2 separate regions of the Homo sapiens genome follow, and region 2 is linked to region 1. A link is a loop called in an ENCODE intact Hi-C map of the cell type or tissue named here. Cell type or tissue: HCT116. All regions are shown on one strand. Each heading gives the region's core, and the rest is flanking DNA. Links, peaks and the distances in the headings are about the cores only.

What was found. Peaks named below come from ENCODE experiments on the same cell type or tissue, not always from the same donor. Only the 100,000 strongest peaks of a DNase experiment are listed, where the experiment ranks them.
Region 2: a loop joins it to region 1, with 7 times the contacts of the local background. A loop is called at or near these places in 6 of 110 quality-filtered maps.

What each region holds. Positions count from the first base shown.
Region 1 is chr5:130,869,969-130,872,888 of GRCh38, forward strand. LOC107986449 (a long non-coding RNA gene) reads right to left here and starts at 1,459. Exons shown (of 4, transcript XR_001742881.1): 1 at 1,241-1,459. In HCT116, for the core only: a CTCF peak has its summit at 1,706 (motif pointing right); a DNase peak (open chromatin) is centred at 1,713.
Region 2 is chr5:131,005,017-131,007,936 of GRCh38, forward strand. No RefSeq gene overlaps it. Among named protein-coding and RNA genes, the nearest start is that of HINT1, 160 kb to the right of the region's middle. In HCT116, for the core only: a CTCF peak has its summit at 1,481 (motif pointing left); a DNase peak (open chromatin) is centred at 1,135.

The DNA.
Region 1 (2,920 bases), core at 156-2,655:
AGAACTGACTCTAGGCCGGGCACAGTGGCTCATGCCTATAATCTCAGCACTTTGGGAGGCCAAGGCAGGTGGATCACCTGAGGTCAGGAGTTCAAGACCAGCCTGGCCAACCTGGTGAAACTCCATCTCTACTAAAAATACAAGAACTAGTCGGGCGTGGTGGCATGCACCTGTAGTCCCAGCTACTCAGGAGGCTGAGGCATGAAAATTGCTTGAACCTGTGAGGTGGAGGTTGTAGTGAGCTGAGACTGCACCACTGCACTCCAGCCTGGGTGACAGAGCGAGACTCCATCTCAAAAAAAAAAAAAAACAAAAAAACTGACTCTCTTATAGCTTGCCAAGAGGTTCTGGTTTAATGGTATTATTTATTTGTCTTACGAGTTTTGTTAGTCTAATTCCTTCTGGATCACAGTAGTTGTAGACCACAGAAATTTCTGCTGTTCAGAAACTGTCATAAAGCAGCACTGATGTTTACTTACTGCCCATCAATGCTTCTCATGTCAATCTTAAAAGAACCAGTAATTATACTGACTAGTGTGTTAGTTATTCAAAAGAAACAAATATGGTTTCACTTTAGTTCTTCTGTTTTCTCTTTTGAAGTTGTAGTCAACATATCAGGATTTTTTTTATTAACACTATAATTCTCATTACATTATTTTAACAGTTTTCAAAGTAACATAAGTAATAGGGCATATAAGAAAAATATTCAGCCTTCTTAAGGCAGAAGAATAAAAGTAGCTAAGATTTGTTGCGTGCTTATTAAATCCTAGGAACTGTTCTAAGTCATTTATGCATTAACACTCCTCCTTGGGGGACGACATCAGCAATATGGCACAATAGGAAGCTCCAAACCATTCTTTCCCCCTACAGACAATGATTCAACAACAACACATGGACCAGACCCCTTTGTGAGAAATCCAGAAACTAGGTCAGAGGCTCCTGCACCCTGGGGAAGCATGAAACCAGTCACATTGACCAACAGGAAAATTTGTGGCACTCACTCAACAGAGCCCATATCCCCAGCATAGCCCAGAGTGATCCTGAGGTAATTCTCAACTCCCAGCTTCTTCCTGAGGGAGGGAAAGAGAAGACTGGAACATAGGCCTAATATTCAGACATTTTGTGGGGCTACCCAAGGGACTGGTTTCTGTCTTACATGAATATGAGCATGGACAAGAAACAGCACCAAGTTGGGACCCACTAAGAACAAAGGTGATGGTAAGAATTGTAACAAACTCACCTGCCATCCTCCCCTACCCCCAGTTCAGCACAGCACAAGTGGGAGAAAACTCCTAACTCCTGACTTCCTGCTGGGGAGGAAAAAGAGTTGCTGTCTCTATCCGACATTTCCAGCTTTTCAGAGGGCTGCCTGCGGGTCTGGCTTCTGTTTCATCCGTTTTGGGTACTTGTGGGTTGCAGCATATTTTAGATGCCTGGGAATCACTAAGAACAAAAAACAGCCGAGTAGCTTACTGCTGCTCCAAGGACCTATGGTGCAGAGGACAGAGGCTGATGCAACTTGGCAGCTTCTCCCCTCAGGGGGAAAGGAGGGAGTGGAACATGTGTCCAATGTTCCAGCTTCTCCAGCATCTGCCTGAGTAATGAATTTCTGCCTAACCTGACTAAGAATGCTATTGGGACCCTGACAGGGTGCCACTAAGAATAAAACCTGGGTGGCCAATGGCAGCTCCAGAGAACCTGTAGTACTCCAGACAAACACCAGAGGGAGGACGAGATAATGAGCTTCAGAAAAAAGAAAACTGGTCATTAAGAATTTACATGCATAAGTCTGGAGAAGACACATTACCAAAAAATCTTTGAGAAGTCACCAGAATCACTAGCCAGTCGGATTTGTGAAGGTCCCCGTATGAAGCCAGTAAATACTGGGGGAGGTAGTTCTTTTTTCAAATGTGTGCATCCAAACACAAAGTAACAAGGCATCTAAAGACACAGGGAAACACGGCCTAACCAAAGGAATAAAATAAATCTCTAGAAACCGACTTTAATGAAACCCAGGTATATGAATTATCAAGGAATTCAAAATGATCTTCATAAGGATGCCCCATGAGCTCAGGAAAACAGCAAAGAGATAGAAAACACTACAAAGTAACAAACATAAAAAATTTGGAGCTGAAGAACAAAATAACTGACTTTAAAAATTCACTAGAGTGATTTGAAGCAGAAGAAAGCAGGAGAAAGAATCAGTGAACTCAAAGACAAGTCATTTAAAATTATCCTATCAGAGGAACACAAAGAAAAATGAATGAAGAAGAGGGAAGAAAGCCAAGGACTATGAGTCACTAGCAAGCACACCAATATATACATTATAGGGTCTCAGAAGGAAAAGAGAGAAAGAAAGAAGTAGAAGAAATAATGGCCCAAAACTTCCCAAATCTAAGAAAGAAAATGGACATATAGATTCACAAAGGCCAACAGAGTCCATCATGGATGAACCCAAAGAAGATCACACTAAGACACATTATAATCAAACTGTCAAAAGTCAAAGACAAAGAGAAAATTTTGAAGGCAGCAAGAGATGCTTGAACTCCCATGTTCATTGTGGCATTATGCACAGTAAGCAAGAGATGGAAACAATCTAATTGTCCACTGACAATTGATGAATGGATAAAGAAAAGATGGTATAAATATATAATGGAATAGTATTTAGCCTTTTAGAAAGAAGAAAATACTGTCATATGGTACAGCATGGATAAACCTTGAGGATGTTATGCTAAGTGAAATAAGCCAGTCACAGAAACTGGGACAAGACAGGGATGCCCTCTCTCACCACTCCTATTCAACATAGTGTTGGAAGTTCTGGCCAGGGCAATTAGGCAGGAGAAGGAAATAAAGGGTATTCAATTAGGAAAAGAGGAAGTCAAATTGTCCCTGTTTGCAGACGACATGATTGTATATCTAG
Region 2 (2,920 bases), core at 328-2,827, 140 kb after region 1:
AAAATGATTACATGAAAAAGACACTGCACTTACCTGTTTATAGCAGCACAATTCACACTTATAAAAATATGGAACCAACTTAAATGCCCATCAACCAACGAGTGGATAAAGAAAATGTGGTACATATACACCTTGGGATACTATTCAGCCATAAAACTGAATGAAATAATAGCCTTTGTAGCAACCTGGATGGAGCTGGAGGCCATTTTCTAACTGAAGTAACTCAGGAATGGAAAACCAAATATCATATGTTCTAACTTATAAGTGGAAGCTAAGCTATGAGAATGCAAAGGCATAAGAATGATATAATGGACTTTAGGGACTCGGGGAGAAGGGTTGGGGTTGGTGAGGCATAAAAAACTACATATTGGCTACAGTGTACACTATTTGGATGACAGGTACACCAAAATCTCAGAAATCACCACTAAAGAACTTATCCTAAGATAAGATACTATAACTAAAAACCACCTATATGCCCAAAACTTGAAAGTTTTAAAAAAGAGCCCTTGGTCACTGAATAATCAGCAATGGTAGGCAGTAATCATCATGGGCTGGAGTAAGACTCAAAGATGTGCTGGCTTCAGGTGTGACCCAGCACATTCCCAGCTGCGGTGGCTCAGGGAGAGACTCTTTTTGCTTTCGGAAAGAAACAGTAAGAGTGAAGGAAACTTTGTCTTGAGCTTAGGTACCAGCTTGGCCACAGTGAGGTAGAACAACAAGCAGCCTCTTGGGGCTCCCAATTCTAAGCTGTGACTCTTGGACAAGATTTCTGGACCTGCCCTGGGACAGAGGGGAGCACAATCCCCTTGAAGGGAGAGACACAGGCCTGGCAGCATTGACCGCAAGCTGACAGAAGAACCCTTGGGCCATGAGTGAACCATCAGCAATAGCCAGGGAGTACTCACCACAGGACTGGGGTGGTGATGGCCATGGAGAGAGATTCCTCTGGTTATGGAAAGGGGAGGGAAGAGTGAGAAGAACTTTGTCTTGCAGTATGGGTGCCAGCACAGCTTCAGTAGAAGAGAGCACCAGGTAGATTCCTAAGGTTTCCAACTCCAGGCCCTTGTCACAGACGTCATCACTGGACCTGCCCAGAGATAGGGGGAGCTTGCTGTCCTGAATGGAAGCACGCAAGCCTGGCTAGATTTGCCACCTACTGGTTGTAGAGTCTTAGGGCTTTTAGCAAACATAGGCAGTAGCCAGGCAGTGGATACCATGGGCACTGGGCAAGACCCACTGCTTTGCTGGTTTCACATCTGACCCAGTTCAGTCCCAATTGTGGTGGCTACAGTTGTGCTTGTGTCACCCCTCCTCCAGCTCCAGACAGCTTAGCACAGGAAAGAGATTCTGTTTGTTTAGGAGAAAGTAAGGGAAGAGAAGAGTCTCTGCCTGGTAAATCAGAGAATTCATCCAGATCTTATCCAAGACCACCAAGGCTCTTCCTCTAAAAGTCTGCAAGAGCTACAGTATTACTGGGCTTGGGGTGCCCCCTAATGCAGATATGGCTGTAGTGACCAAAAACTTAGATCATAACACCCAAATCCCTTCAAATACCTGGAAAGCCTTCCAAAGAATGACAGGTACAAACAAGGCCAGACTGTGAAGACTACAATAAATACCTAATTTTCAATTCCAAGAAACTGGTGAATATTCACGAGCATGAAGGCCATCCAGGAAAACATGACCTCACCAAACATAAGTCACCGGGGATCGATCATGGAAAGACAGAGATATGTGCCTTTCAGACAAAGAACTCAAAATAGCTGTTTTGAGAAACCTCAGTGAAATTCAAGATAACACAAAGAAGAAATTCACAATCCTATCAGATAAATTTAACAAAGAGATTGGAATAAATTAAAATAATCAAGCAGAAATTTCATAATTGAAAAGTGCAATTGACATACTGAAGAATGCATCAGAGTCTCTTAACAACAGAATTGATCAAGCAGAACTAGTGAGCTTGAAGACAGACTATTTGAAAATGCAGTCAGAGAAGACAAAAGAAAAAAGAATAAAAAACAATGAAGCACACCTATAAGATCTGGCAAATAGCCTTAAAAAGGGCAAAGATAAGAGTTATTGGCCTTAAAAAGAAGGTAGAGAAAGAGATAGGGGTAGAAAGCTGATTCAAAGGGTTAACAACAAGACTTCCCAAACCTAGAGAAAGATATTAATATTCAAGTACAAGGAGGTTATAGAACACCAAGCAGAGTCAACCTAAATAAGACTACCTCAAGGCATCATATAATCAAACTCTCAAAAGTCAAGGATAAAGAAAGGATGCTAAAAGCAGCAAGAGAAAAGAAACAACAAACAATGGAGCCCCAGTACATCTGGCAGCCGACTTTTCGGTGGAACCTTTACAGGCCGAGAGAAGGTGAGTGGAATGACATATTTAAAGTGCTGAAGGAAAACACTTTTATCCTAGAATAGTATATCCAGTGAAAATCTCCTTCCTTCAAACATGAAGGAGAAATAAAGACTTTCCCTGACAAACAAAAGCTTAAGGATTTAATCATCAGACCTGTCCCACAAGAAATCTTAAAGGGGGGCCGGGCGTGGTGGCAGGTGCTTGTAGTCCCAGCTACTCAGGAGGCTGAGGCAGGAGAATGGCATGAACCCGGGAGGCGGAGCTTGCAGTGAGCCCAGATCGCGCCACTGCACTCCAGCCTGGGCGACAGAGCGAAACTCTGTCTCAAAAAAAAAAAAAAAAAAAAAGAAAGAAAGAAATCTTAAAGGGAGTTCTTCAATCTGAAAGAAAAGGACGTTAATGGCAATAGGAAATCATCAAAAGATAGAAAAGTCACTGGTAATATTAAGCACACAGAAAAACACTAATGTTATAACACTAATTGCAGTGTATAAACTACTAATATCTTGGATAGAAAGACTAAAAGATAAACTGATCAAAATAATAACT